2 separate regions of the Homo sapiens genome follow, and region 2 is linked to region 1. The links are chromatin loops, found by intact Hi-C in ENCODE. Cell type or tissue: tibial artery. All regions are shown on one strand. Each heading gives the region's core, and the rest is flanking DNA. Links, peaks and the distances in the headings are about the cores only. Region 1 overlaps MAP3K4 (mitogen-activated protein kinase kinase kinase 4). Region 2 overlaps LOC102724087 (a long non-coding RNA gene).

Region 1 (16,876 bases), core at 3,135-11,134:
TGTGTTCTCATTGTTCAGCTCTCATTGAAAATGTGGTGTTTGGTTTTCCGTTCCTGTGTTAGTTTGCTGAGGATAATGGCCTCCAGCTCCATCCATGTCCCTGGCAAAAGTTTACAGCAATACAAATGGACAAAGATACACATTAAAGAGAATACTGTTGACACCATATAAATGAATGCACTATAATTTATACTATGACAAAACTTGAAAATCTTACGCTAAGTGAAAGAAGCCAGTCACAAAAAAACCCACATATTATATGATCCAATTTATATAAAATGTTCAGAATAGGAAAATATACAGAGACAGAAAGTAAATTAGCAGTTACTCAGCAGTGGGAGGGTTGGGGACCGGGCAGGGGGTTGGTAATGGCTACATGGTGCAGGGTTTCTTTTCAAGGTGATTAAAATGTTTGAAAATTGACTGTGGTAATGGTTGCATATATCTGTGAATATACTAAAACCATTGATTTGGACACTTTAAATGGGTGGATGACATATGAATTGTATCTCAACAAAGCTATCTAAAATATAAGTAAAGGCAAGAGCCCTACTGTTATAGTTCTCTTCCTCTCCATGTGAATTCCAATTCCAATGAGAACACTTTCTGATATCCTAGAGACACAATGTTTTTTGGTAGTCCAGAATTCAAATATATGTGCTTTAAGGTTAGTACAGGATTTCAGCATCCTCATATAAAAAAAGGGACTATCTCACTTGTTATTTCTAGAGGAAATTGTGACTAGCACTAAATTTGGAAACTATATGGAACAGCTCTCTGCATGACCAAATTAACTCATTTTAATAATCACCTATTTCTCAAATTCTGAAAAATTAATTTGAAAAAGCACTAACAAACTAGCAGGATTTGAAAGGAAAGCAAACCTACTTACATTAAAACAAGGGGAAATAAGGATTTTATGACAGGTTCTACATTAACTCTCATTCAAATACCATTCCCAGGAAGAAAGTTTAACCAGGTACATAAGATATAATACCCAGTGGTACAAAAGGGGTAGAAATCTTGCATAAGAAGCCTAAAAGGAAAGGGCGCTCCTTTGTCTTTTATTAGTTCATTAATTCTCAAAAAATGAGAGCATTTTGCATAAAGGAAGAGGTGCCAAGAACCAGCAAGGTTATTACAAAAGTCATGTTAATGACAATTCATTCCACCACCAGTCAATTATTCAGTGCCTACTATGTGATATACAAAATACATAAAACCTACATTATAAGCTCTTTTAGAGTTTACAATGAAGGCGGGACTGGACTCCAGAGGCAGGGTTCAGACACCAGACCAAACTGAGGACTAGCTAAAACAGTGATGGGGCAGAATCTGCTTTCCATAAGACACGCCCACCAGTGTGCCAATCAGTTTACCACTGACATGACAACACCCAGGAGTTACTGCCCCTTTCCACGGCAATGACCCAGCAGTTACTACCCCTTCCCTAGAAATTTCTGCATAAACTGCCCCTTAATTTACATGTAATTGAAAACAGGTATAAATATGACTGCAGAACTGCCCTGAGCTGCTACTCTTGGCCTACGGGGCAGCCCTGCCCTGCAGCAGCAGCCACGGAGCTTAACACCACTAGAGATGTAACGTTGCCTCTTCAATAAAGCTGTTTTCTTCTACCTCTAGTGTGCCCCTGAATTCTTTCCTGGGCAAAGCCAAGAACCCTCATGGGCTAAACCTCACTTTTGGGCTCACCTGCCCTGCATCAATTATTTTCCTAGAAAATGAATCTGAAATTATTTCCCTTAATTTCATGTGTTGGGGTTTCTAGCATTAAAGAAATGAAAGAAAACTTAAAGGGAAAGATTTAACTATAAGAATGCTTAAGTCTTCTATATATGTACAAAAAATTTACCTAAGCCATATTAAAAGTTAAACTGAGGATAACTGTCCTAAATTTAGAAAAGGCTCATGAAGAAAAGCTGCAAAATACCAACAAGAAAACGAGCAAACAAAATGAAAAGACAATTCACAAAACAAATTTATATAGCAGTGAAACATGAAAACTGTCCCGCCACCTAAATTAAAACAAGATGGCTCTCTCTGGCCTAGGAAATTAGCAAACAGTTTTTAGTAACACTGGAAGCTAGAAAGAATACAGTAAGGTAAGCACTAATATGACCTATATACATTTGTACAATCTTTCCAGAGGAAATTATTGTGATATTAAAACCTTTAAAAGTGTTCAAAATCCTTTCAAATTCTACTTTCAGGAAATTCTTTTGAGAGCAGCCAGAAAAGCTTGTGGTATGTACCGAGAGGTTCACTGCAGTGTTGTCTAGAAGAAGAAACTGGTAGTAACTTCCAGCTCTATGGTATGCTCATAAAATGAAATATGATGGGACCATTTTTAAATGATGTTATAATATTTTTATTAACACGCCAAATGCTCACAATACATTTAGATATCATTCCTACCTCAGCCTAAAGGACCTCCTCCCACCCCTGTGTAGTTTACTTGGCAATTAATCATTCCTGTGATCTCTCTTACTGCTGTAATAAACTACTATTTAAATCTTTCACAACGTCTTTTCTCATGTATGTCTAAGGAAACAACATATAAAATAGAGTAACAAATATGGATTTGAGACCAGATTCCCGGTATTCTGCACTAATACGTCTCTTAAAGGCTCACCTCCCTTATCTGAAAATGCATATGTATTTTATAAGTTCGTTGTAATAATTATATAAAGCAACAAGTTATGCCACTTATATGATAGCATATAGGTAGATTATAGATGTAAATTTATTACAGTTCTGCACCAGACCATGAATTATAATTTCTATTACCTTACATCTTTTCCAACTAGCTTATAAATTCTCTGAAGGCAGGGCATGCTTTATATTATGATTTATATAATAAAAAGATTATCTGGCTGGGGAGTACGGGAATATTCCCAAGAGAAACACCACTTGAAATGATTCCAAAAGAAAAGAGAGGAAAGGGCAACTGACGCATAGGAACCGACCCATACAAAGGAATGGAGCTGAGAAAGAACACAGAATGTTCAACAACTAGGAAGATGTTCAGTGAATTAAGACTCTAAATTCTCAGAGGCAAGGGGTTCAGCAGGACTATTGGGCCTGGATTTCAAGCTTAAAGCAGCCTCACACTTAGCTATTGCTGAGTGGCAAATTGGTGTAGGGAGGCAAGTTAAGGCCTCTTCACAAATGTGGACTCGAAATGCGTGGCCACCCTAATTTCAGCTAAATCTGAGGGTGGGGAGATTGCCAACTCAAAAAGCTGTCTGAGCCTAATCAAGGTTCTTAAAGGACTCAGTCACTAGGCAGAGACCGTACCAATTTCATTCACTGCTGGGGCCCCATGCCCCAGCACTAGCACTGCCTGATACACAGCCAGCACTTAACATATGAATGAGTCTGTCAGGAAAGGAATAAACCAGATGGGTAGGGTGGACTGCAGCAGTGAGCTACTACTGACTTAACTAGTCAGTACAGTTAAGCTTTACTATTTCATTCACCCAGTCTGGCTAACTGCTCTCCCTTTTTAGTAACTGTTCCTCAATACACACATACTCCTCCTTTGGTTCTCTGTTAAACAAGACTCAGATATTCAAAGAGCCAAGTAAACCTCTAAGGGCTTCTTTTGCAAAATAAAAGCTCAGTTCTGGCGTTGAACTTTCATGACGGTTTCTGGCATTTCCAGAAGTATTTTCCCTCACTTACTTCTGACATCCTACTTTTTCAGATAATTAAGTATAAAGAAACAGTTTCTAAATTATTTATTTTTGTTCAAGACATACCTAAAATTAAGTGTGTGAAGAAGGGAGGGGGGTTGAAAGGCAACCAATACGAGACTGCCACCATTTCACTCAGACACTGAAAATACCTAAAATCTACTGTCTCCGCTGTTTCCCAAAAAACAGAATCCTGAAAAATTAATTTAACTTTATAGAAAAAAAGTCACCATACTCATTTTATCAATTTACCTGCATGGAGGTTGATAACTTCAATGCCTGTTTAGGAACCTCTGCATTAAAGGAGTTATTTGGGTTTACTCTACCAGAGAAACTTTCCTTAAAAGCATTTTACTTTCAAATTCTTCATTAGACTTCCCTCTCATGGGCCTATTAGGACAATGAATGTCATTTGAAGTAACACAGCACCTTGTTTTCTCTCCACCTTCTCTTTCTTTGTAGTCCCTAACTCCTTCCCACCCTTCTTTCTGTTGTTCTCTTCATTTATCCACTCTCCTTACAAGAACTTCAAGAATTACACACCAATGAAGTGTCTAAAGCAAAAGCACCAGAGGTGGTACAGTTCTTTCTTCAGTGACTGCCTTACGGTGCTCTAAGGATCACACGCTTCTAACACTCAGAGGAATAAAAGACATCAAAAAAAAGCACACCCAAAGCTATACACAATAAATATAATCTCACAGCCTTCAATTAATTAACCTTAACTCAAAATTTCCAGAGTTGTGAATACAAAAATTGCATAAAATTGCAACCTACAAGTAGGTTCTATCAGACATCTGCATGTAGCAGGATAAATTCTTCTTTAAACTTCTTAAATAAACTATTAGTGTTTGAGTATTTAACAGGGGTTAGTCATAGTAAATATAGCAAAGTGATTAGTAATGATTCTCAACCTAGGTTTAGTCACAGTCAAGCTTATCTGCTCCGATTAAACAAAAATAAAGAGTAGGCAATTGTGCAATAAACTTGGACTAAGTAGGAAAACAAAATTTAATGGAATAACATGATTTTTAAGTGAACTTTTAAAAAAACATTTGAAAGAAACAAAACATATACCTATAGTTTTGAACCAAGAAATGTTTATTAAAAATAAACACTTTTATTAGCCTAAAATAGGGATAATTGGATAATTTCTAACAAATATTACTTGAGATTATTTATTATGTAACTATTTAAGAAATACTTTTAAAAAAGTTGTAACAAACCAAAAAATATGATAAGCATACAATTTTATGAGGTTCTAACACATCAACAAAGAAAGTTACTGATTTATTTACCAAACATCCTGGGCATCTCATGTGGTGCATATAGTACCAGGCACTTCGGGGATAAATGGAATACCTATGATAATAGTTACTACTCTCAAGTAGTACAGTCAAGAGGATACATGAATAATTTTTAAAACACAATAGGGAGAAATGTAAATAGCTGAGTGACATAAAACAGCATTCAACCTCACGATTTAAAATGCAAGAATTTAAAACTAAGAGCTTTTTCTTTTTTATTTTTTTTAAGTCCCAGGGTACATGTGCAGGACGTGCAGGTTTGTTACACAGGTAAACATGTGCCATGGTGGTCTGCTGCACCTATCAATCCATCACCTAGGTATTAAGCCCAGCATGCATTAGCTCTATTCCCTAGTGCTCTTCCCCGCCACCTCCTTCCCCCGACAGGCCCCAGTAAGTGTTGTTCCCCTCCCTGTGTCCATGTGTTCTCAGGAGCTTTTTAATTTATCAAACTAGCAAAGACTTAAAAATTATTATTGTAATGTCAAGAATAAACTCATATATTCCTGGTGGAAATTGGCACAAATATTCTCAAGAGCCTTTCAAAGATTTTTTTTTAAATGCACATATTCCAAAAGATAAAAGCAACCAAAATGTTCATCAATGGATGAATGGATAAATGAAGTGTGATATGTACACACAATGGAATATTATTCAGTCTTAAAAAGGAAGAAAGCTCTGACACCCCGTAACATGGATGAACCTTAAGAAAATTACACCAAGTGAAATAAGCCAATCAGAAAAAGACAAATGCTCTGATTCCACTTACATGAGATATCTAGAGTAGTTAAATTCATGAAACTGTAACACAGTGTTTACCGGGGTAGATGGGGAGTTGTTATTTAATGGGTATAGAGTTTCAGTTTTGCAAGATAAAAAGAGCTCTGGAAATTGGTTGCATCAATAGTGTAAATAAATGTACTTAACAACGCTACTGAACTGTACCCTTAAAAATGGTTCAGGCGGCCACGGTGACTCACACCTGTAATCCCAGCACTTTGGGAGGCCGAGGCGGGTGGATGACGAGGTCAAGAGATGGAGACCATCCTGGCCAACAGGTGTGAAACCCCGTCTCTACTAAAAATACACAAATTAGCTGGGCGTGGTGGCGCGCACCTGTAGTCCCAGCTACTAGGGATGCTGAAGCAGGAGAATCTCTTGAACCTGCAAGGCGGAGGTTGTGGTAAGCCGAGATCGTGCCACTGCACTCCAGCCTGGTGACAGAGTGAGATTCCGTCTCAAAAAAAAAAAAAAAGGTTCAGATGGTTTAAAAAAATGAATATGCCATGATACATTTATACAATGGGTATAAACATTATACCCATTGAGCAAAATGTTACACATTTTGCAGTAACAAGTATTTTACAGTAGCAAGAATGAAAGAACCACCATCAACCAAAACAACATAGATGAACCTCACAAGCACCATGCTGAGTGAAAGTAGTAGATGTAAAATATCAGTAAATGTCAGGATAATGAGGAAAGAAAGGGTAGTGTGTGCAAGAAGTAGGAAGAGATTTTCTAGGATGCTGCTCACATTTTATTTCTTCACTTAGGTAAACTTTATAACACTGTATTTGCTTTTGAACAATTTATCAAGCTACACATGTAATATACACAAGTATGTCTTTGTTAAATTATACAACAATAAATATCATACAAAAATTTAAACACAAAGTAGAGGGGAAACTACAAGGTCCTACATAATTGGTCAACTGCCAGCTCCTGTTTCATCTATTACCACATTATGTCAACGCTTATACAGCTCCCATTATACGTAAAACTCGGTATGTAAAATTCTGTAAAGAATAAAATGGATTATAATTTTACATATATTTACACACACACACACTTTGGTATAGTAATTATATTTCCAGGATTTTACTCTAATAAAACATCTTGACTAGACATAAAGATTAAGCTAAAAACAATGCTTTTAACCTCATTCATAACAGTAAAAGAAACAGAAACATCCTAAGAGTCCGACAAAAGACTGGTTAAATTAAGATCACAGCTTCCTAGAAGAGAAATATCAGAAAACACCCAGTGAAAATGAGTATGCAATTGCTACCCAACAAAGGTTCCTACTGGTAGACTGAAGTTATATCAAATATTATATAATAAATATCATCACTGCATCCCACTTTCCACTCTATCCCACTTTCTGCCTTTCTACCTTCTTTCTACTCTTTATGGGTTTACCAGAATTTTATAGAAGACAATAGCTATGCCTTACCATATTTATCACATAAAAAGTTTAATTAGAAGCAAGAGTCAAGGCCATACTTCACTGATTTTAAAACACACGTTTTTCCCTAATTTTAACATCTCTGATATTTCACCGTACCCTACAACTGATATAAAAAAAGCACTGTGTCATTGCTTCATTGCAGTTTTTCCTTAGTGACATATAAAATTTATGCTGCATATTACAATTGACAGCCTTTTATGTTTGATGAAACATTACTCTCTAAAAGCTCAATATCTATAAGTTAAATAAGCATGACCTTACTAGAAACAAAGCCTATTAAAGAGCAGAAGCACCAAATATGAACCAAAGCAATTTTTTTAAAAAGGAGAAAAACCTTTACAGATTTTCAGAGGCTATACAGGATCATGTCTGGGTATTTAAAATTAATTACTTCAAACTATTTAATACAAATGAAAATATTCTATGTTATAAAGGACAGAATGAGTTGGGCACTTACACACCCATCACTTGACACAACTGTTTAACTTTATCTGAGCCCTGTGCTCCTTAAGAGAGCAATGGATAGGAAATCCACGTTCTGTGTTCCAAGAAATGGCTAACCTCAAAGGACCACCATGTCCTTGCATATTGTAAAATTAGCCCTCCCTCTATCTTCCTCAGTAATTCCCACGTTTTATAAAACCCTAAGTTTCTCCCTCCTCTTCAAGACATTCCTCAATAGTGAATGTTTTTCCCCACTGCAATATCCCGAATAAAATCGTCTACTTAACTGTCCACTGTATTTTTCCTTTGTTTTGATGCCAGGACTCAAGCAGGATGAAGACCTTGCCTTCAGATCCCTGTTGACTCCACCCAAGTAACAAGACCTCTGGGTTCCCCTGTGCCTTGTTTCTGGTCTGTGACCTGGGGACACAACAATGAGTACAATTCCTGGTCCTGCGCTTTGGACCTTGCTCATCTGCAGCACAGTAAGGAACTGATTTTTACTCTGAGATTTGCTTTATTTCTGTTGCTGGTTACTTTTGATTTTACAGTTTGTCAATCTCCATAAACAAATTAATGGGTTATAATAGGGATATTTTTTCTGTTAGGAAAGATGACAGAGAACCTGATTATTTTTTTCTATTTGTCTACTTTGAGCTCAAATCAGTTAGGAATTTCATGACCACCAAGAAGCAGATCTCGGGACTGGAGAATGTTACATTTGCGTATGCTTGATCCATGACTAAAATTTTAAAATTGAATATATAGGCTTTCTCTTTGTGTTCTGTGTCTGTTTGTAACTATGAAAGGCCTATACCTCTCATTATGTGAGTGTATATTCTGTATATGTTCCTACCTTTAGATGATATTCTCAAATAGGTTATAAAATCCCTTAAAGGAGAGAGCTCAATTCTGACTGGCTCGCAGATAAGTACAGCCATCCTTCAGTATCTACGAGGGATTGATTCTAGGACCTCCCTTGGAAAAACAAAATCTGGGATGCTCAACTGTCTGATATAAAATGACGATATCTGCATATAACCTATGCACATCCTTCCATATACTTTATTTCTAGATTAGTTATAATACCTAATACAACATAATTACTATGTATATGATTGTTACACTGAATTATTTAGGGAATAATAACAAGAATAAAAAAGTCTGTACGTGTTCAGCACAGAAGCAATTTTTTTTCTGAATATTTTCAATCTGCAGTTGGTTGAATCCACAGATGCAGAACCCACAGATACGAAAGGCCAGCTGTCCTTCTATAAATTGAATAGTCCTAAAATGCTCAGAAGTCAAGGAAATTGCACCTTTAATTCAATGTGAGAAAAAAGAAGACATGGATCATGGAAACTAACTCAGAAACAGTTTCAGAATTCAAATTCACACAATTTAGGTAAACCTTTAGTAACTGATACTAGTTTATATTGTTGGTTTAATAAAACAGCCATGTTGGTCGGGCACAGTGGCTCAAACCTGTAATCCCAGCACTTTGGGAGGCCAAGGTGGGGGGATCATGAGGTCAGGAATTCGAAACCAGCCTGGCCAAGATGGCAAAACCCCGTTTCTATTAAAAATACAAAAATTAGCCAGGCACGGTGGCGGGCACCTGTAATCCCAGCTACTCGGGAGGCTGAGGCAGGAGAATTGCTTGAACCTCGGAGGCAGAGGTTGCAGTGAGCCAAGATTGCACCACTGCACTCTAACCTGGGCGACAGAGCAAGACTCTGTCTCAAAAAACAAAAATAAAAAAACAGCTATGTCTTCTCTGACTTATCAGTGTGTTAAATATACGCACAGATTTTTATTCTACTTGTAATGTTCTTCCTAAACTTATACATGTTTATTAATCAAATAAGCTAACATTACTACTACTTAATGCTTAAGATTCTAAAAAAGGTAAATTTGTATTTAAACAAATTTAATCATTATCTGACAAACTTTATTTCAATAATCACATCAGCTTGAAGATAATTTCCAAGGTCTCTAGGTAATTTAAAACTTCTGATACTAAATTGACTTAATCAATGGGTATTCATTAGATACCTACACCATTCCTGAGTACTAAAACACTGATTATTAAACACAATTTAAGTCTAAAGCTGGGCACAATGGCTCACACCTCTAATCCCAGCACTTTGCGAGACCGAGGCAGGCAGATTGCTTGAGCCCAGGAGTTCGAGACCAGTCTGGGCAACGTGGAGAAACCCCATTTCTACAAAAAACTTAAAAAACTAGCCACGCATGGTGGCATGTGCCTATAGTTCCATCTACTGGGGAGGCTGAGGTGGGAGGATCACTTGAGCCCAGGAGGTCGAGGCTGCAGTGAGCCATGATGGTACCACCGCACCCCAGCCTGGACAACAGAGTGAGACCCTGTCTCAAAAAAAAAAAAAAAAAGTTTATATACTTTTGTGTCTTGAGTCCATTAATGAATGTGTTCATTTTGAATACAGAAAGTTGTAGAAGGTTCATGGAAAGGGAATTTTATTTGTCATGGTCAAGACTGGATAAGTTTGGTGGTTTTAAATAAGGTTTTTAAAAAGACCTTTAGTATCAAATGTTATACTGATACAAAACTAAAATCGTGTTTTCTCTGTTTCAACGTCAAATGTTTATCAGATTACTGGTTTGCTCTTAATAGACTGTAAAAGTTATTCTTTACTTTTCTACATTATCTGCACAAACAGCAAGATTCTCTGTTTTACTATGAAAACCTATGGTTTCTGCCAACTTATTATGTCCTTGATTATTTAAGGAACAAGTTTCTCCTTCAGGAAAGTTTCTTGACGATCATGTTACCACTTATGTTTACTTTCAAAATATTTATTGTCACTTGGGTTAAATATAAAGTCATCTATTATTTCTTGGTAACCCACGATCCTATCTTAATTGAAGTTTTCAAATCTCCTGGCAACTTTTAATATTTTACCTTACCAAAATCAAATCATAAATATCATTTGCACCTAAAACTGTCTTTGAGATTTCCCAGATGGTGGTCCCCGAAACAATCACAAAGATTTGTTCTTTCACCTTTTAAAAAAAGAAGTGCTAGAAAATAATTAGGTTTATCTGTCATGTTGTTATTGATGAGTTGTCAAGTCAGAAGAAATGCTTAGCCTTCTCTAGGTTAAATGTGTATAGGTAAAATGTTGTAAATATTTCAGACTCTGCTTGCTATAGAAGTTAACAGAAAATTGTCAGTGCTCTCACTGACAATGATACACTGCTATTTATCAGAGTCCTGGTGCTACTTTGTTCGATATTAGACAACACAGCATTATGGGTCATAATTTCAGCTTTGTTTTTAAATGTTGACTTGGTCCCAACTTAATTTGAATCTAGTATCTTCCAGGCCAGTGGTTTTCAACTGGATATTCACATTACTTACCTATGATGTTTCATTAATAAGCACAGATAGATGTTCAGGACATATTCCGGACTTACAGAATCTCTTTCTCTGATATTCTTGGTATATTTTAACTATATGCTTGGTATATTGTTGGCATATATCAGAACTATCATATGTTATATCTAAACTTCTTTTTCTCAGTAATTATATTTATATACTTTTATTTCCCAGTAAAGATTAACTCTTATTTTCAAGAAAGAGTGGATATTCCATCTAATTTATAAAAATGGAATAGCCACTCTTTCTTGAAAATAGAATCCTTATGTTTATATGAATATTTTGTTTAAAAAAATTTTGGAATGACTTTAATCTTGTCTTGTACAACAAAGAAACAACCAAATATCCTTATTAATTGCTTTATTCTTATAATGAAATCTCATTGGATCTTTCACTTTTGAAAATTATAGTAATAAGTTAACCACAGCCACTTTAAGTTATTTTGTCATTTACAGATAGGTTTTCGTTCTACCTTGCTGCTTCCCTGACAGCACTTACAATCAGCTACAGGCCACAGTGCCTGTCTTCAACAAAGAAGAGCTGTCTTGGGACCCAAGGAAAAGGACTATGCCAGGTACCTTGCAGTACAGTCTTCTGATGTAATGTTTAAACAACTTTGAGAAGATACCAGTGGACTGACTCAGGATTTCTAGAACTCTAATCAAGAAGAAGATAAATTCATGAGACTGCTAACTAAAGATCAAGTGGAAAAAGAATTACACAGGACTGAATGAACTAATCAAGGATGACCGTGGATTCTGTTGAGAATATTGTTGCTGTTATTAATGTTTTATTTTCTGAATATATAAGGAGCCCTTTCCTCTTAAGCGATCTATACCTCATTACAATTTAGAATATGCTTTTGTAAATAAAATTATCCAGTGCATTTTGTCTTTCACACTGGTATGAATAACTTAATACCTTTCTAGAAAGAAACATAGCAACACCTCTCAAAAGCCTTAAAACTCTAAATATCTTATGACCTAGGAAGCTATCCTAAAGAAACAATCCAAAATAGTGAAAAATTCACAAAAATATTTGTATCAAGTCACTAATTGTAAGTGGAATCATATGTCACAAACCATATGTTATATCATGTTATCAAATTCAAACTATTAAATTATGGGATATACATCTAGAGGAATACAGTTTGCCATTGTCTGTCATAGGAAAATGCTCATGATATGGCAGCTTGTAAAAATAAACTGTATAAAAAAAATACACAGAAAAGAAATATGCCGGCCGGGTGCGGGAGCTCACGCCTGTAATCCCAGCACTTTGGGAGGCTGAGGCGGGTGGATCACAAGGTCAGAAGATCGAGACCATCATGGCTAACATGGTGAAACTCCATCTCCACTAAAAATACAAAAAATTAGCCGGGCATGGTGGCAGGCGCCTGTAGTCCCAGCTACTCAGGAGGCTGAGGCAGGAGAATGGCATGAACCCAGGAGGCGGAGCTTGCAGTGACCCAAGACTGCACCACTGCACTCCAGCCTGGGTGACAGAGCGAGACTCCATCTCAAAAAAAAAAAAAAAAAAAAGCCAAAACTATTTTTAGATGGCAGAATTAGAATTGGTCATTTTCTTCTTTATATGATTCATAGTTTTCCATAATAGATACAGGTTACCTTTATAATCAGGAAAATTTCTAACTGATTAAGTTACTTTTATTAAGCGAGAAGATTTCACTCACTTTTCTCAGGCAGTAGCTAGATCAATCTAGTTTTATTACGTGAAAAGATTTCATTCATTTTTCTTAGGCAGTGGCTAGATCAATTTGAAAACTATTCCTCTTACAGTGTATAACATTTAAAAAATGAAAAGAAAATTAATCCAAGTTATAAAGACACAAGTTAAATGAACTAAAAAGAATTTCCACAGAAAAAGACAGCTGTGCCTATTAACCTAAACAATCACAATCAGTAGCGTTACAGTTCTTAATTTAGCAGCATGATTTATGATGATCCAAGGGCCAGCCAGAATTCCAAACACCTGTAGGAATAATATGCAGAATAAACCACAACTAAAGTAAGAGAGAGAATCTGGAAAAGCTAGATCCAAAAAAAAAAAAAAAAAAAAACCTTTTTCTTATTTCTATGGCTTCTGCAGACGTTGGGGGGGAAATGTTTCTTGAATGGAGATTATTGCAGCTATTTTTAAAAGTATCCAGCCTCAATGCATATTTGGTGGCTTTTTAAGAAAATCACTATAGGATTTGCCTCTTTTACCTTAAGCCCAAAAAGAGGAAGAAAGAGAAATGTAATAAAACAGCTAATACTGAGCACTTACTATAGAACAGGAATTACTTAATCTTAATAACAACCTAGGAAGATGTTATTATTTTTGCCTTTCAAATGCGGAAACAGACTGAGAGAGGCTAAATTACTTCCCCACAATCCTACTGCTAGCAATCAAAAGGTAACATTCAAAGCCTATCTACTACCAAAACCTATGCTCTGCCTCCTTCATACAAGTGTCAGCAAAGAACCTGCTGTTAGGCAACGAGCCAGGAATTAGGCAATAAAAGTAAGCAAAACAACAGACGATGCCCCAGCCCTCATGGAGTTTACTGAAGGCAAACATAATAAACAAATATGTACACAAATATATAATTACAAATGGTGGCAAACTGCAGGGGCTCTGAGGACACATAACAGAAGGATCTCATCTATTCTGGGGGGAAGCGGGGGAAATGTCAAGGTGGACCCTAAAGTAAGCAATGCTTAAGACCTAAAGTGAAACTGCTGTACCCTAACATAGATTACATATGACATATATATCATGCATATACAGAATATATAGATGTGAAATATATTGTTTGAATTATTTGATAACATTTATAACACATAGCTTGAGACATACATGATTCCACCTATAATTAATAACTTGATAAAAATATTTTTGTAAATATTTTTTGTAAATTTTTCAGTATTTGGATTTGGATTTCTTATATATGTGTACACATATATATGTATATACATATATACTTATATACACTTGTATTATATATGTGTATATAATATATATTATATATTATATACATATGTGTATATTATAATATATAATATATATTATATACATATGTGTATATTATAATATATAATATATATTATATACATATGTGTATATTATAATATATAATATATATTATATACATATGTGTATATTATATATAATATGCACTATGTGTGCATATATATGCATATTATACACTATATATGTGTGTGTACATATATGTATAGTATAATATACATATATGTATGTGTACACATGTGTATATGTGCGTACACATGTGTATGTGTGCATACACATGTGTGTATATATGGGTGTACACATGTGTGTATATATGGGTGTACACATATGTGTGTATACAGATGGGTGTACACATATATGTGTGTGTATGTGTGTGTATATATGGTGTACACATATATGTGTGTATATATATCAGGGGAAAATGAGTTCCTTTCTTTTCTTAAGGACTGCTCTATGTGAAAAATTTTAAACACAGGTTACTGTTTCAGAGAAAGATCAACAAATTACCTAAATTATTCACATAATGCCAATCCCAATTTTACTCTAAAATTAATCCTAGATTTTAAACTGATCTTTACAATTCTTGTAGTTTAAGGATAAGCAGCCAAGAGAACAACCTTGAGAGACAAGCATAGATACATTCTTACTCTTGCCTTCGGGTAACAATGCTGTCTTCAAGAAGTAAGTATTGCCGAGCTTCTTCAAAATTCCATTTGATCATTTAGTAGACAAATAGTGTACTTGTTCTCCTGACTCAGTCTCAAGGGACAAGGTACAAAGTATAACAGCATCCATTTTATTTTGGGTAGAGCTATGCTTTTAAAACTGAGGGTCACAACCTATTTGTGGGTAATAAAATCAATTTAGTAGGTTATGATGAACAATTTTTAATAGAACAGAATAAGAATTATTTGAGTATCATATATTGCAAGGTCAAATACTGTTTCAAAATTGTTTTCTTTTGGTTATAAGGCACACACACACTGTCATAAAATATATTTCTTACTGTAGGTCACGACCATAAACACAGTTTCAAAACCACTACTACAGACCAGAAGTTAGAATCTTACTGTCTTCTTGATGTACAGACCGACGCCTGAAAATAACAACGTATCTGAAAATTTCTGAGCATTGGCTCTTCTTTATTCTGCGAGCAAGAAATAAAAGTTTCACGGGGGAAAAACGTTGTGGATGATGAGTTTTAAGAGGATTTCATATTTTCTATTTGCATTTTTTTCTAAAAACAAATCTTTCATCTCGTTTGATCCTGTTGAGTCCAATTCATCCAGAAAATACAGCATTTCACGGTTGCCAAGTAACTGTGCACATGGGCTTAAGCTGGGCTATGTATGGCAGGTGGCTGGAGAACACCTTGGCTTTGGACCTTGACCAGGGGAGCACATGGCGATGCGAGGGTAAGGGAAGAAGGGCTTGCAGATCTGGAGCCTAAGCTGTCAGCTGGGAAAGCTGCAGCCCCTCTAGGCCATTTTTCTCATCTCTAAAACGAGACGCACAGCCCAAATGATCTTATAAGAGCTCAACTCTTGTAATTCTATAAGCAATGGCTAGGAAGTTGGATGAAATGAACACTAAGCGTCCTACCATCTGTAAGAACTTGTATTAGCAAATGTTTAAATCCTTATCTGAGTAAGAACTAAATACTTAACAGATACAACTAACTAACTCCAAAAATTGTGTGAGAAAACCAAGTTATATCTACATTTTTATGTTCCCATATAAAAAGACTTTAGGATTTTAAATAAAATAAATGTACTATCGTCCAAAAGTTCCCCACTGAAACACTAAAAAGGTTGACAATTTCTATTAATTTGACAACTCTAAACTAGCTGTCCTCTAACAAGCCCTATTCAGAAAGTTCTACATTTCAGCAGTATCTTCAAATAGCCTGCTCACACACAAAAAAGCTTCCACTGAAAACATCAAATCTGATCAGCTTTAAAGCTTAGTATCTACTTTTCTCCACAGAAGGCTTATTTTGTCTGAAATGAAATCCATGTATGAAATGCTTTTGATAGACTGCCTAATATATTCTTAATAGCTTTCCCTGCTAATTTATAAACACGTGGCATCCATATGACCCATGAAACCAATACTGCTGAGGTAGGTCTGCAAATTGCAAAACATGAACGTTCTTGTAATTCAAAAACAAAACTTCATGTTGCCTGCTAGTGAATAAATATTTAAAGGCAAAGGCACTCGATTACACAGTGTGAGATCTGCAGGGGTCTAAAAATGCACCTACCATACTCACTGCCAGTGGAATAATGTATCTTTTAAAATATAGACATTTCAAGTACACCGCTTAAAATGGGGAAAGCATTTAAACACAATATACATGTTGAGAACACAGTTCTAGATTTTAAATATTTCTATTAATGTAAAAGACCACCCTAATGTAAGTCCTGTGTTTGTTTTGTTACTGTTGGAGTTGTTTCTAATCTACATACTCTATTACCCAAGCTGAAGTAAATAGTTTTTTAAAAGCAGCTTGCTACAGCCAGCTCAGATAAGCCAGCTCAGATACCAAAAATAAATAAAATCATTTAAAATTTGGCAACAATATTCTCTTTATATCACATGGACTCTCATCAATTTCAATTTTAGTAACAATTCAACGTAAAGAAACTTAAAATTATAAATGAGCTAGTTAAGAATTTAGGCTCTCTGATTAGCTTTTTATTTTAAA
Region 2 (16,876 bases), core at 4,150-12,149, 53 kb after region 1:
TGCAGCCTTTCATATGCATATTAAAATAAACAATTTGATATAAAGAATACTGCATGGCTTCAGCCTGGCCAGGAGGGCCAGAAAACCAGGTTCGGAACTTCATGGATAGGAACAAATGCCCACAGGCTGCTGCAGAATTGGTCCAGGGAGGACGCTGGTGCCCCGTTACAGGCCCATCCTGCTAGCCCACACTGCCACTAGCCTCATCGCAGCGCTGCCGCTGGGCAGGTGCCTCCCTCCTGTCTCCTTATTCTACACTTGGCACAGGTGTATCTGACAGTGGAGCGGAGGACACAGCCCTGGGCTGGGGGCTGGGATTTTCAACTTCTGTAGCAGGAAACCACAGTGAGACTCAGACGGTAGGAAGGAATGTCTAGGCAGGCAATGGATGGCAAATATGTCCTAACACCTCCGCACGGGACTCTGTTCTAGGGTAGATGCACATTCAGATGACTCCTGGAAATTTCTAACCTGGCTTCAGATATGTGGAACAATTCGAAAGGTGTTGTGGGGAACGTTTTGTCCCACATTAGGTCTAGAGACAGGTGGCTGGGTGTGAGTCAGAGGCAGCAGCTGTGGTGGTCTGGAAGCCAGTTGTTAAAAGGCACACTTGGTTGTAGAGAAAGTCATATTTGGCCCATTTGGATGGTTTGTTAGGACTATTTATTAATAGTTCTAGATTTCTAGAACTGCTGTGAACTCACAGTGCAGAGAGTTCCTGTAACCTCCACACACAGTTTACCCGGTTAATAACATCTCGATTATATGGTACATCTGTCACAATTAATGAGCCAACACTGGTACATTAAACTAAAGTGCACAGGGGTCCTCTCACAGATACCATATTATGTTTCATTATCATGTAGTCCTAGGTACCTCTTGACTCTAACAGTTTGTCAGGGTTTCCTTGTTTTTTGATGACAGTTTTAAGGAGTAGTGGTCAAGCGTTTTGTAGAAAGGACATCAACTGGGGTTTTTCTGATGTTTTTCTCATGGTTAGACTAAGGTTATGGGTTTTTGGAAGGAAGACCACAGAGGTGAAGTGCCCTTCTCATCACATCCTACCAAGGGCACGTATCACTGTTGGCATTCACCTTGACCACCTGCCTGACAGTGTTTGTAGGTTTCTCACTGTAAAGTTACTCTTTTCTCTCTTTGGTACACTTTGGAAGGAAATTACTATACAATGAGCAGCCTGCATTTGCAGAGTGGAGAGTTATGTCTCACTTCCTTGAGGCAGGGAGTATCTACCTAAATTATTCAGAATTCGTGAGCAGGTGAGCTTTAGGACCATTTTTTATTATCGTCTACCATGTGGAGAGTATTGTATCCCAAATAACCAGTCAATCTGATACAATTTCTTTTTTTTATAAATACAGTTTTTTTTAAAAGCATTCCAGTTATGTAGTTGATAGTTATTTTTAAAATAATTGATGAATTTAGAACAGACCAGAGTAGGCTGTTTTTCTGTGGTATTTTGAATCTATCAGGCCTTGTAATCCTAAACTCCAAACATAGCTATACAATGGTGTATTTGATGTTAAGGGAGGGGAAACATGTATTTAGCAACTACTGAAGAGGGGTTTAAATTATATCAACATTTTACACGTTTCAGACATGTTGATAGTTGGCTTTTATGAAAGTTTCTCAATTTGTAGAGTTTTAATTATGGCAACATGAACACAGTCTTTACCAGAATGAATACTACTAGAGAGAAATGAATGTACATGACTATGTTTTTTGATGGGGAAGGGGGAATAGGTTACTTTTTAAAGACTGATAGGTTTATAGTCTGTGTATCATCCCAGCTTCTTCTATTTGAAATCTGGGCTTATTGCTTTGCTACAAAAAAGTTTCTGTGCAGGGGTCACTGTCCATACAAAATACTTCACCATTTTTATATATTTTGAATTTATATGTAAAAGTTTACTAACATCTATTTCTGAACAAATTTCAGTTTTTGCACTTTCAACTGTTCATGTTCCTCTTCTTGAAGTATATGCAAAATGAGACACATCATACCATAAACATAGGGTATCTGGATTTTCTCTGCAATGTTCCTGAGTGATGAGAGCAGGCATTTTTAAACCTGGGGAGTGCAGCTCTGCAGACCCCATCCTCAGAGCTGGGGCAGACCAAGGGAGAGAGTCTTAGGGCCTGAGGATAGAAAGGGCCAGAGGTGAGGACTGGAGAAGCAAAAGTACAGTTGAGAGAGCAATAAAGATTCCAACCTCTGAGTCAAGAGTAATAGGAACTAAAAGGACGGTCAGGATAGTCAACAGAGCCAGGCTATAGTAAGCATCAAGCCACCAGCCAAGCCTCAAAGAATGAACGTGTGTTGGAACGTCCTTCCTCTTCTTTGGGGCATCCTACGAGCCCCCAACTTGATTGAGATGCCAGGGGAAACAGATGCCCTATCCTTGAGTTAAAATGGATTCTTTCAGTCCCAAACCTCTACCCACTGCAGTTAACTCTACTGATAACAGCAGGCAGGCACCCCCAGGGCACCACAAAATAAGCGTGACTTTGTGGAGTGTAATTGGCATCCTAGATGTGAGAGAATTCTTAGGAAAGATTGAAAAGAAGGTTAATAAAGTCTTTTGGCTGTTTTCCAGTCCTGACTTGTAAAATCAACACAGCTGAATTTTCAAACAAGAGCTCCCATTCTTTCGCACACTACCATCTCTGAGGACTAACCTTTGATATTTCAGGCTTGGCTGGAAATTAGTTAATTGCTAGGCCTACTCACATTACTTGGAACAAAAAAGTGTTTTGGAAATAATGTTAGAAAATACCTTTAGGGTAGTGCATAGAACTACTGGGTTTTAAAGATGCATTTAGTGTGCGTTTAATGAATGGCAGTTTGACATGAGCTGAACTTCACTGGTTTCAAGGGAGGCATAATGATAGTCTCGCTCTTTTGAAAAATAGACTCCTAGCATTCAGTCATGATAATGAAGGAAGTTAGAAGATAATGAGTAGATGAATGTGTATTTGGAAACTATTAGGTTGGTTAAACGGGAAATTTAAGCTTAAGCTTCAGTATACTTAGGTGTCCTAATAAAAGCTTGAATCTAGGCTAACTCTTAGAACAAACAGTGTCTCTGGGTCCCAACAAGGATTTAATATACATGTAATGACCAGCTGTCACACAGATTTTTAGCACTGCATTTATCATGGGTTTAAGATGCAAGTATTTCTGCTTAGCATTTTAAATAGGTTTGGAACATACATAAGGCACAGATAATTGGGTAATACAGAAGCCAACTTTATGCTGCCCTGTAAACACTCTCAAATGTCACCAGGGCAAATTTTCCTGGCAGAAACATCTGCGAAAAAGTCTGGCCCTTACAGACTCCTCTGGCCCCACCGTCACCATCTGCCTCTGTAGGAACAATGAAGCTCCCTGCTGGGGAGGGTGGCAAAGAAGGAAGGCTTTTTGTTCAAGGAATACAAGACTGATCAAGGCAAATTTTCCTATCTAAAAATAGTACAAGGAGTTGGAGAAGAGGTCTTAAAATGTCCCTTCTTCTTCCTCATTCTAAATCAGCAGAGACTTCAAGATTTTCACAATCACAGTCAGTTTGGCGACATTGTTTTTCTAGGTTGTCTACTTTTTCACACTCCAGTGATTCACCAATACCCAATGGGAAAACATGTAGCAGCAGTGAGCACTGAGAAGTTGAAGCACAGAAATGGTGTGTAATGGTATGACTTGAGCAGATTATAACAGAAAGCAGTTAGAATAGCTGAATGAATTGCTTTTTGGTAATGGCTCTAGGATACGGGTTCTCGTGTCGGTTAGAATCACAGTCCCGGTCAATGGAAACTACTGGTGTACAATTCATTTGGCAAACTGAGAAGCCACTAGTCAGGCCTTGTGCTAGCTGGATAGGAAGGTGTAGTGGAAGGGGCTATCAAGGAGAAGAAGATAAAAGCTCTGCCTTCAAGAACATAAGACCAAAAGCTAATGAAATGGAAAAATAAGTAGAATACACATTTCTGTTTTAATCACAAGACATTTTGGGTATTAATAAATGACAAAGCATCCAGAAAGGGGTCGCCAGGATGGCAAGGAGATGAGAAACTGCATCATAGAAAGAATGAACAATCAAAAGAATAGGGGTTTGTATTCCTGAAAATCAGAATACTACCAAGGACTCAGGGTTTGTGTGTGCATGGCAATAGGTATATGTGGGGAAAGGCAATATCATTGCTATTCTGGAATATTTGAAAACACGTATGGAAAAGGCTTACTCTGTGTTCTCGGGGCCAACAAGACAGCAAATGGCAGGAAGCAGAAGAGTGATGCTCCCAAACCATTCCATTGGCTTCTCTGCCTTCCCCAGGCCCCTGCAATTAGGTAGCGCCATGTGACTAGCTCTGGCCCATGAGCTACAGGTAGAAATAAGGGGTTTCACTTCCAGACAAGGTGTAGAAGAGATGGGAGCTGTTGATGACTGCAGTATAGCCTGTGATATGCTGACTGATTCCCAAACAAAACCCCACATTATTAGAACTGTTCAAATAGGTCACTTACTGTTTATGTTGCCTTGCTCTGGAAGTGTTCAGTGAGAGGCTGAATTTGGAACACGTCATAGAAATTCCTGGCCTACGTGAGTAAATTTGGTTACTTCTAGGGAAAAAAAGACAGTTTAGGGTGTTACCTTTAGCTATACATAGAAATAAATAACTTTTAAAACAGTTAAAAGAAATCTTGAGTTATAGTTTATAAACATGTAGATGTACATTACTTTCAGATGGCAAAGAATTTTCTAAAATTTAAAGAAAAGAAAAATATTGATAAATGTGACTACATAAGATGTTAAAACTTTATAGATTATATAATGCCATTATGAAATCAACGCAAATAAGTGGGGGCAATATTTACCCCAAATATGGCATAACATCAATACCCTTGTGATGTAAATGGCTTTGCCAGATAACTAAGAAGAATACAAGACTCCAACAGATAAATTGATAAAAGACATAAACAAAAGCCATATCTTTGTAATCCATAATAAACTCATGAAAAAAGGCAAACATCATTGATAAACTATCTCTACTCTACTATCAAAAAAATTGAAAAATGACTGATGATACACAGTGTTGGGGGAGCCACAGTAGACAAGCATTCCTTTTTCACAATGTGGGTAGCAGCAAAAATTAGTATAGTCTTTCTGGGGGAAAATTTCTAATATATTTTCATTTTTGACCATGTAACTCCAGGCCTAGGAGCTTATATGGAAGAATCAAATGATGCATACAATGATTTGAATATAAGCATTACTTTTGATACTAAAAATTAATACAAACACCCAACAATAAGAGGATAGCAAATAAGTAATAGCACTCCAATGGAATGAAAGACTACAGGGTCATTAAAAGCCATGTTTGGGAATTATATTTAGTGACGTGGAAAATGCTTCACCAAGTGATGCCAAATTAAGAAATAAATATATATGCATATATATATATATATATATATATATATATATATATAGTGTGTGTATAAACACATAAGGTATGATTCTAATTAATAAAAAAACCCAAAAGTATTAAAAGACTGTTGTTTCTATTGTGTTTTAAAATTCTCTATGCACTTCTGATTTTTCAAATTTTCAATAAAAATATTGCTTTAATAATCAGAAATAAACATTTCAACACAATTGATGATAGCAGAGCCAACAGAGAGTGGTAAGAAGGCATCCCTCCTTCATTTTGGGTAGGTGTGTATATTCATACAAACTTTCTCAAAAGCAATTTAGTGATATGTAGCAGGTGCTCTAAATGTTTGCACCCTTGACTCCCTTTGATTTCCATCACTTCTAGCTAGCTATCCAAAACAACTAACTTCCAGTGAGAGCTTGGAAGTGATTATCAATACTATATATAAGAGTAAACATTTGGGAACCTAGATCCAGCGGAAGAGGAATAATCAAATAAATTATTGGATATCATGATGTAGGACACGAAGGCCAGTCACTAAAAATAATGTGTGCATAGTGCTTTCAATGACCTAGGGATATATTATGTTTATAAAAGAAGGTTCCACATGCCCAAAATATATATGCATAACATGGTCTCAAATATATAAGAAAAAATGCATAAAAATGCCTCTGGAGGATGGGATTATGAGCAATTTTTCTGTTTCTATACATTTCTATAAATAAAATTTTTTAAAGTTATAGCCTAAAAATAAAAATCCAAGCTCCCCCTTGGATTTTTTATTCTTGAAAATATTTCTCTTTCCAATATAGAAAACAATTTATTTCTCTTGCCAATATAAAAAATAATATTAAAGTCTGAAGCTTTAATTTTTACCAATAAAACCTGAGACTTTAATCTCGTGTTTTTGTTTTTGTTTTTGTTTTTTTATATTGGGAAGAGAAAGAATGGGTGGTTCGCTCACCAAAGCTACCTCCACATTGCTAGAAGGATGGTTACATCTTGGACCTCAGGTGCTTCACTTATCAGCACCATGTGACAGACAGAGGTCACCCCACCCCCTACCTTCTTCCCTGGCCTCCCGGACACCATCCCTCCCCAGCTCTCTTCCTGCCATGGGTCACACCTTGTCAGCTTCCAGTGCCGGTTCCTTCCCTCCCCTAACCAGCAAATGCTGGAGTCCTACCGCATTGCAACCTCTGGCTGCTGCCTTATTTACACCACTTTCAAGATGATTTCTTCTACTTTCATGGGTTTAAGCAACCCCTACACTCTAAACACTGATGAATCCCGATATCAGATGAGGCCCTGGGCTCCTACCAGCATCTTACCAGCATGCCTGTGAGGCATCTCCCCTTGTATATCTAATAAACTTCACATGCCCCAAGCTTAATTCCTGCTTTCGCCTACACCCCTTGAAGAAACAATCAAACAAAACGCCAAAAACCTGCTCCACCTGCAATCTCTCTTTTCGGTTCATGGCAACCTCATTCTTCCAGTTGCTCCAGCCAAAAACTTGGAGTTTGTCATTAAAACCTCTGTTTCTCTGAATGCCATGTCCAATCTTTCAGCAAAATCTTCCAGTTCTACCTGCAAGATATAGCCAGAATTGAACCACTTCTCAACACCCCATGGCCACAGGCCTGGTCTCAGCTGCCAACACCTCCCGGCTGCACCTGTTGCAAGCTGCTCTGCCTGGTTCCCTTTGGCTCCCTCCTGTCTGGGTGGCCTCAGCCAGATGATTCTGATAACAGGTAGGTCAGATTTTGTCACTCCCCTTCTGAAAACCCTTAGTGCTTTCCGTCTGATTTCACTTACAGTAAAAACCCAACCTTATGATGGCCTAGAGAGGCAGGCAAGCCCTGATCCTCTGCGTGCTCTCTGAGCACCTCTCCCGACTCTCTCCCACCTACCCACCGAGCTCCAGCCTCTTTGGCCTCCCTGTTGTGCTTCAGGCATCCAGGTGTGGTCCTGCCTCAGGGCCCTTGCCCTTGCCACATCGGCACTGCAACACTCTTCAGTCTCCTCCCAAATGTCATCTTCTCAGCAAGGCTTTACTTGATTTCTCTCCGTCAAATGCCAATCCCCAGCACCTCTGCAGCCCGTCACTCTGTGGACCTGGCCTGTTGCATATTTACTTGTATTTGCTTCTTGTCCCTTTCCCCTCCCCTAAAACGTATGTCCCATGAGAACAGAGACATTACTTTCTTCTCAGTGCCTAGAACAGCGCCTGGCAGAAAACAGGGAGTCAAATATTTGTTGCAGAAATGGGCACTCACTTGAAGTCCAGGACACCCTGTGGCCACAGGCAAGTCGTTTGGAGCCTGTTGCTGAGAGTATCTGTAGCTGCCTTATCTATGTCACAGGACTACTGTGGGACAATGATACAAGGAAAAGACTCGAAAACATCAAAACCCACAGATGCAAAATGCAAGCCGCACCAAGTCTACAGAAGGAAGCAGTTGCTTTATCCTGGGCCAGGGGAGAGGATCTGGTCCTTGACTCACTGTTCCTCCCTAACTGCAGGATGGTGCATAGCTTTGATGTCCTCACTACGCAGTCTTTAAAAGAGCTCCTCAGGGTGTGGCGGGCAAAGAGCTCTGGGTAGGAAACAGGAGTTTTTTGTTTGGTTGCTTGTTTGTTTGCTCTCTAGATGTCTTAAGTTGTTGGGACTGCTGAGGACAGATCCAGAGAATGTCATAAAGCTTATTTAGGGAGTAGTCATCGAGGTGGGCCAGGCACTTCATGTACATTATCTCTAATCCTCACAACAATAGCAGCTATCATTACGCATATTTTACCGAGTCAAAACCTGAGAGTGGTCAAATGCTCTGACCAAGCCCTAAGTCGGGGCTTTCTTGCTACTATCTCTTATGCCTACCCAGGTTTAGGAAATTCTTGGACCAGCATAAAGAAAAAGAAAGAAAGAATGTTCTCTCTAGTTACTTATTTTGAGATCGGTCCTTGCTTTGTCACCCAGGCTGGAGTGCAGTGGTGCAATCACGGCTCTCTGCAACCTCCGCCTCCCAGGCTCGAGTGATCCTCCCACCTTGGCCTCCTGAGTAGCTGGGCCCACAGGCACACACCGTCATGCCCGGCTAATTTTGCCATGTTGCCTAGGCTGGTCTTGAACTCCTGAGCTCAGGCCCACCTCCCACCTCAGCCTCCCAAAGTGCTGGGATTAGAGGTGTGAGCCACCGTGCCTGGCTTACAAAATCTACTTTTCCAAATACACACATTAATGGACTTTACCCTTCTTGTAGTTTAAAACTACACAGAAAATTAAAATTTGCTTCTGTTTAGATTACACATGAAAAACACCCAATGAACTCATTCACTTGTTCATTTAATAAATGTTTGGATTTCTTTTCTGTACTAGCACCAGGCTAGGCACTGCAGACATAGCAGCCACCCAAATAGGAAACAATTCTGTCTTCATTTAGTTTACATTCTAGTGATGAGGACACTAAACATAAGTAAGCAAATACGTGGTAGTGTATTAGAAGGAGGTAAGCCCCAAAAAGAGAGAAGGGAAAGAGGAGGAGAAGGGGGTGAGCGGGGACTGCAGTTTTACACAGAGTGGTCACAGCAGGCCTCCTGGGAAGGTGAAAGTTGAGGGAAGTCTTGAAAGAGATGAGGGGAATGGCCATGTGGGTATGTAGGGAAGGAATTCCAGGTGGAGGGAGCAGCCAGTGCCTGTGTGTTTATTTTTATTTTACTTTAAGTTCCGGGATACATGTGCAAAATGTACAGGTTTGTTACATAGGTAAACATGTGCCATGGTGGTTTGCTGTACCCATCAACCTGTCACGTAGGTATCAAGCCCTGCATGCATTAGCTATTTCTCCTGGTGCTCTCCCTCCTCTCGACCCCCACTGACAGGCCCCAGTGTGTGTTGTTCCCCTCCCTGTATCCATGTGTTCTCACTGTTCAGCTCCCACTTATGAGTGAGAACATTCGGTGTTTGGTTTTCTGTTCCTGTGTTAGTGTGCTGAGGATGATGGTTTCCAGCTTCATCCATGTTCCTGCAAAGGACATGATCTCAATTCCTTTTTAGGGCTGCATAGTATTCTATGGTGTATATGTACCACATTTTCTTTATCCAGTCTATCATTGATGGGCATTTGAGTTGGTTCCATGTCTTTGCTATCGTGAAGAGTGCTGCAGTAAACATACGTGTGCATATATCTTTACAATACAATGATTTATAACCCTTTGGGTATATACCCAGTAATGGGATTGCTGGGTCAAAAAGGTGAGTGCAATTGTAGGAACTCTGGATTCCACTCTGAAGAAAATGGAGGGCTGTTGGAGTGTTCTGAATAGAGGAGTTAAGTTTTAAAATGTATTTATGTTTTAAAGGGATCACTAAGGATGCTGTACTAAAAGCAAGGGTGGAATTAAGGGGCTGGTGAGGAGACCCTAATGGTCATCAAAGTGAAGAAGTAGCCATGACTTGGGTCAGGGTCAGGGTCAGAGGAAGTAGTTATTCTGATGTAATAATGCATAGGATTAGCACACAGGCAAGTTAAGAGACTGCCCTATAAAATACACTTTTCACTTTAAAACAAAGAGCAAAACAAACTCCTTTAACCGTCTCACCTAGAAGGATTTGATTCACAGAAATGTAATCTGTACACATTATTTCATAACACATTTTCCATGCAAGCAAGGTATACCCATAGTTTTCTTAAGAAAGTAATTATCAAAAAAATGTAAAACAAGAGTTTCTCGTTTGTTTGAAACCTAGCAAGAATATTGCATACTTTCTTTTCTACTTACATTTTTGACACTGAAATGTACCTAGGAAATCACAATAAAAGGAACTATGGAAAAAACATGTCAAAGGTTCCTGCCAGAGTTAAATACATGCACCCATGAGGAAAGGAACTACTGACTGTGGAATGTCTTGAGAGCTCAAGGAATCTGCCTTCAAAGTTTCTTTGGACAAAGACGCCTCTGAGCTCACATTCTTTTCTCTGGGGGTATAAATGATGCTTTGCAAAAAGGGGAAACCATTTAGAAGCAGAATCAATGCGAGGCTTTTTAGGGATGGACAGGCACTGGCAACAAAAGAGAGCTTGCAGCACACACTGAGCGGCTTTGGGGAGAATGCAGGCACTCATGGAGCACACGATGGATGCTGACGTCTTCTTTGGACCCACTTCTTACCTTGTTCAACCACTGGGGTCATAAGACAATGGGGAGCCACACAGAAAACAGCAAATGCCACTCTTGAATGGATTTATTTATTAATTTTTTTTTGACCTTCTTGCTCATTTCCCGTGCTGGAGTTTCACTCTTGTTGCTGGAGTGCAATGGCGCAATCTTGGCTCACACTGCAACATCCAGAATCAAGCATTCTCCTGCTTCAGCCTCTTGAATAGCTGGGATTACAGGTGCCCGCCATTATGCCCGGCTAATTTTTTGTAATTTTAGCAGAGATGGGGTTTCACCACGTTGGCCAGGCTGGTCTGGAACTCCTGACCTCAGGTGATCCACCCGCCTCAGCCTCCCAAAGTGCTGGGATTACAGGCGTGAGCCACCGTGCCCGACCTTGAATAGATTTATTTTTTATTTAGTGAGCCTGTATACATCCAAAACATTGGGAAACAGTTTAATGGCAATGATACTCAGAGTCTGGGCTTTCTGTTTTTCTAAGTTTTTGGTTTTCTGGGTTTTTTTTGACTCCATAAAGTGCCTAATGTTTTCTTAGTCTCCTCTGTGCTGCTATAACAGAATACCCAAGACTGGGTAATTTATAAAGAGCAGAAATTTCTTTCTTTTTGTTTTTTGAGATGGAGTCTCTTTATTAAACAACTCCAACAAGGCTGTCATAAAAATATTGCAAAAAACTAACTGAAAATATATGGCTGATTCTTAATTATGATCTGAAATGGAACACAGTCCTTTAATACATATTTATTAATGTCTACCGTGTGCCAGGCAGTCTGCTGACTCTGGGAATGAACAATGAAGAAAGCAAACACAATTCATGTTGTCAGTTAGCTTATAGTCTAGTGAGGAAGACAGACAATGAAGTAATTAAAATGAAGTGCTACAATGTTCTTGTGGGGACGGTATGGCGCATTATGGGAGCAAGACAAAGATGTAAATTGTGTGTGTGTGTGTGTGTGTGTGTGTGTGTGTGTGCTGGGAGGTGGAGGGGAAGCCTCTCCCATCATCTGCCCTCAAAATGGACCCTGTTCCCTGCTCCTGTCTCTCCAGCCGTCAGTTCTTCTGAGCTCGAGTGGTTCGAGTCACTCTTGGCTGCTCTTGCTCCTTCACCCTTCATATCTCATCACTCAACAAGTTCTGCTGATCTGAAGGTTGTCACTTCTGGAGGCCATCTCCCCTTCCACTCCTAACACCATCTAGTTCATCATTCACCTTGACTACTAGAAGAGTCTCCCAGCTCTTCTCCAGGGTCCAGTCCTGCTCTCTTCAGTTCTGTCCTCTACACATTGATCTACCTAAAATGCACCTCTGACCACATGACTCCCCTGCTTTAAAACTTTTGATGGGCTTCCTATGGGCTAAAGATGAAGTCCAAGTTGATTAAAGTCCCAAAGCCTCCATGCACCAGCCCCGCCGACCTTTCCAACTCCCCCGCTTGCTCCTCCTTATCTCTCACTCCGTGTGCCAACAGGGCCAAACTACTGATAGGTCCTCAGGCGCATCACGCTCTTTAGTGCATTTGCTGTTGTGTCCCATGGGCCTGTCCCCACTGCCAGTACCACCCGCTTCCCACACGTGTCTTCCCCCTGCTTGGTTGGCCACGTGCTGGTGCTCATCCCCTTTGACTCAATTCAGGCGTCTTTGCTTAGGAAACCTTCCTTGCCTGCCCCACCCAGACCAATCTTCTCTGTGTTCTCAGAAAACCCTGTGCACACACTAACATTTGCATATTCTAAACCCTATTTTAATCATTTCTCTATGGCTCAGTTTCCCTCCTTAGCTTTTTTTTTTTTTTTCCTTCTTAGTTTGTGACCTACTGGAGGACAGGGATTACCTCCTTCACCTTTGCATGCCTCACCCCTGACATGGTCCTGATACAGAATAGGAGGTCAGGACACATTTGTTTAATGAAAGAATGGCTGTTGCAGATATTACATGTGGTTAATTCTCATCCCAAATCAGTGTGATATTAGTATACGAGCAAGTAAAATAATGGGGCTTTGGTTTCCCAAAAGGGGACTCCCAAAAAGGAATCATTGTTTTAAGCTTCCTGACAGTTGCTGATTTCAACGAGGTAGGTAATAATACATACATTTGTTTATATTTAAAAAACACAATGGTTCCCAAGGTTTCATTACAAAGGAACTATAAAATCAATATATACTCTGTTGAATCATTTTAAGTGCTAAAATATAGCACAACACCAGGCCCGAGTCATCATTTAACTTGTTTCTAGAGGAGCTGGAGGTAAACAAACTGGTAGGAGACTGGCACCAGGGCTGGTTCCGTGAATGACACACTGCCTGCTCATGTCATCATTCAAAATAGCAGATTACCAAAACAACACGCATTAACTTCAGATATCCCAGGCATTTGCTCCTTTCTCGTAAGTAGGTTTGCCTATCTTTAAAAGCAGTTCTTTTTGCAAACACTCTAGGGAAATTTAAAGAGGTCTCTGGAAGGAGAGAAATCCCAGGAAGTGTTTGGCCAGCAAGCAGAGGCCAGCCAGATTTTAAATGATTGCCAAAGAAAGCAAACTACCTACACAAAATCTACAAAGTTTGTAAATGAAAATTGACTGCACTCCTCTAACCTTGAACTTCACTTTACAAATTTGAACTTCAAATTACAAACTATACAATCACTATGAAGAAGTTCGTAAAGTCTTTTTTTTTTTTTGAGAGGGGAAAGGAAAAGAAGCATTTTATCATGAAAAGTACCGTAGATACCACTTCTCTTAATATAGCACACATGCTTAGTTTTAGCACAGTGACTATTTGGAGGATTTTTACACTGTACTTCAGTCGTGTTTATTTATAATATGGGTGTGGGGTAAAATATCAAACCACAATGCATTATATACATCCATGTGAACCTTTCCTCTCTGCCCAGAGCTATTTCTGCCGTCCTTCTTAAGCCTAAATTTAAAAAGTGATCTTGTCAAACTGTGATGAATTGTTACCTGAATGGCAAAGAACTTGCTAACTGGAGGTGGCTTCAGTCTTCTTTGAGTATTCTTTTATGTAACAAATTGAATATACTCTTTGTACTTCTGTACCCTCGAAGAAAGGGGAAGGTTTAGCAAAACAGTTGGATTATTCCCAAGAAAGCTTGAATGCATTTTTAAAAACATTTTTTACATGAAATATTGCTCTTAACCTAAAAAAATGAAACAGTATAGTTTGGCACAGCACTCATCTAAAAATAGGTCTTTGGTGAATAAGCTTTCTGCCCATAACACTGAGGCTGTGTGTTGCACTTGTGTGCACATGCCCAGAGTTGCCTGCGTGTTGTACCATGTAGTTGGAAAATAGTAACTTCAGCTAAAAAAAAAAAAAAAAAAAAAAAAGATTTAGAAAGAGGCCTTTGGTGAAATTCCTTAACAAAAACTAAAACTTAAATGTTTGTTGAAATGCTTTCAAGAAATTGTACACTTAGGAAATTATGGTTTTGTTTCATAAATGTGAAACCTCAAAATATATGAGATATAATCTAGAAAAATGAGTCTGGCCTTTTATATCTAAAGTAAAAAAATTTAAAAACGTTTTGCAAAACCTAAATATGTGACTTCTTTTAAAGACTGATTATCTTGTGCTATGCTGGCTCTAACTGGATTTCTAGATCTTCCCTGGCTGTTTTGTTTCTATCTACCTAGGGTTTTACTCTGTAGTGGGATGGTCCTTTTGCTTTGACGAAATTGCGGGGCGGAGAGGAAAGGAACTCAGGCAAATATATGTTGTAGTAGTGGTATGAGGTGTGTGAAGATATATTTTCAGTATAATTTTAGCTATAATGGACTTATATGTTAATTACTTTTCTAGATCATAAAATTATGAAAAGAAATCCTTTATGTAATTTTATTAGTATTTTTCTTTCAAAGGAAATATGAAAATAAACTAAGAGGCAAAAAAATGATTAACAGAGGGCTATGGATATGCCATTATAGGTTTAACAATAGTGTAAGTTGAAACTCTACTCATGTGCCTCACAAAAAAAGCAGACTGTGATTATCTGTAAATGTGCCTTTCCACTTTAATTAGTCCCGTATCTGTGAGTCTACATTCTTCTTGAAATTAAGATACCATTGAATAATAATGTAACTGGCCATAAGACCTCATCAAAAGCAACTGTAAAAGTATCTTCTAGATTTCACTAATTATATTCCCAATCTAGCAAACATACAAATTTGTACTTCTTTGCTCCACAGCTACTAAGCAATAGCTGTTGAAATCATTAAGGTACAAATTGAGGACAGGTGGCACACAGTGGCTCCTGCCTGTAAACCCAGCACTTTGAGAGGCCCAGGCTGGCAGATTGCTTGAGCTCAGGAGTTCGAGACCAGCCTGGGCAACATGGCGAAACCCCATCTTTACAAAAAATACAAAAAATTAGCTGGGCATGGAGGTGTGCACCTGTGGTCCCAGCTACTCGGGAGGCTGAGGTAGGAGGATTGCTCGAGCCTAAGAGGTGGAGGCTGCAGTGAGCCATGATAGCACCATAGCACTCCAGCCAGGGTGACAGCACAAGACCCTGTCTCAAAAAAACCCCAAACCAAAACCAAAACAAAACAAAACCTGAGGATATTCTGAGTTTTTATGATGTCTAGATTCCTAACAACAAATAAGGCATAGGAAACTCTGAGGTAGTTTCCACATGTGATACTGAGTTCTCTCTCTTTTTGGCTAGAAAAAAGTTTTGGTGATGCAAGGGGAAAGGGTTTCATTAAAAATGTGAATGAAAAATAAAAATATCCTGTTGCTTGATCTATATCATTCATTTCCTAGAAATGCTGGTAAATATTTTTATCTTTCTTCTGGGCATTGGCACATTGACACAGTTATAAGTAATCTTTGATCTGCAGATGCATAAAAGATAACATAGTTTGAACATACACTAGTCAAATAAAATTCTTTTGCTTTGGAAAATCCATTTCTGAGAAATCCAATAGATTACATATAGTTTTTTTTCTTTCTTTTTTTTTTTTTTTTTTTTTGAGGTGCAGTCTTACTCCATCACCCAGGCTGGAGTGCAGTGGCATGATCTCGGCTCACTGCAACCTCCGCCTCCCAGGTTCAAGCGATTCTCCTGCCTCAGCCTCCCAAGTAGCTGGCATTACAGGTGTGTACCACCATGTCTGGCTAATTTTTGTATTTTTAGTAGAGACCAGGTTTCCTCAAGTTGACCAGGGTGGTCTCGAACTGCTGACCTCAAATGATCCACCCACCTCGGCCTCCCAAAGTGCTGGGATTACAGATGTGAGCCACCATTACATATAGTTTTAATAGTTGCTCAAATACATACTTAATGTCACAGATAATTCTGATATTCAGAACATGCTGGTTGTTATAATGACACCAGAAAGCAATAGCAAATACTTTATGGTAGTAATGCCTCCGATCTCTTTATTTATTTATTTAATTTTGAGACAAGGTCTTGCTGTGTCACCCAGGCTGGAGTGCAGTGGTGCGATCATAGCTCACTGCAGCCTTGAACTCCTAGGTTCAAGGGATCTTCCCACCTCAGCCTCCCAAGTAGCTGGGACTACAGGCATGTGCCACCACACTCAGCTAATTAAAAAAATTATTTTGCAGAGAAGAGGTTTCACTATATTGCCCAGGCTGGTCTCCTGGACTCAAGCAATTCTCCCGCCTGGGCTTCCCAAAGTGCCAGGATTACAGGTGTGAGTCACCTTGCCTGGCTCTCATCTCTTTAATTAAATATTCATAAACCACTCCCCAGCAGCATTTTCTATACACATTCAGAGGATTTTTTTTGCCCTCAATTTCCTTATTTAAATGGCAAAGGCCAACTTATTGTCAATTATACCTTAAAGTCTTTTTTTATTCATTACTAGGATTTCTCCTTTAATAACACAGGAAGGTTGGGTGCGGTGGCTCACGCCTGTAATCCCAATACTTTGGGAGACCAAGGCAGGAGGATAACTTGAGGCTGTGAGTTCAAGACCAGCCTGGGCAACATAAGTGAGACCCCATCTCTACCAAAAAAAAAAAAAAAAAAAAAACAACAACTTAGCTGGGCATGGTGGCACGTGCCTGTAGTCCCAGCTACTCAGAGTGCTGCAGGGTGAGGATTCCTTGAGCCCAGGAGTTTAAGGCTGCAGTGAGCCATGATGGTCCTACTGCACTCCAGCCTGGGCAACACAGCGAGACCCATCTTGAAAAACAAAGAACAACAACAACAAAAAAGGAAAAAATGTGTCAAACAGATTGAAAGAAAACCTCGACAGGAT

What was found. Peaks named below come from ENCODE experiments on the same cell type or tissue, not always from the same donor. Only the 100,000 strongest peaks of a DNase experiment are listed, where the experiment ranks them.
Region 2: it touches region 1 in a loop (9-fold over the local background); 7 of 110 quality-filtered maps call a loop at or near these places.

What each region holds. Positions count from the first base shown.
Region 1 is chr6:160,998,391-161,015,266 of GRCh38, reverse strand. The region is part of intron 1 of MAP3K4 (mitogen-activated protein kinase kinase kinase 4); the gene reads right to left. Among named protein-coding and RNA genes, the nearest start is that of MAP3K4-AS1, 14 kb to the right of the region's middle. RefSeq lists an enhancer at 13,339-13,840. In tibial artery, for the core only: no CTCF peak of the experiment used is centred there; no DNase peak of the experiment used is centred there; H3K27ac peaks cover 1,165 bases.
Region 2 is chr6:160,946,729-160,963,604 of GRCh38, reverse strand. LOC102724087 (a long non-coding RNA gene) reads right to left here. Exons shown (of 6, transcript NR_187757.1): 4 at 4,541-4,636. Among named protein-coding and RNA genes, the nearest start is that of MAP3K4, 37 kb to the left of the region's middle. In tibial artery, for the core only: no CTCF peak of the experiment used is centred there; a DNase peak (open chromatin) is centred at 7,523.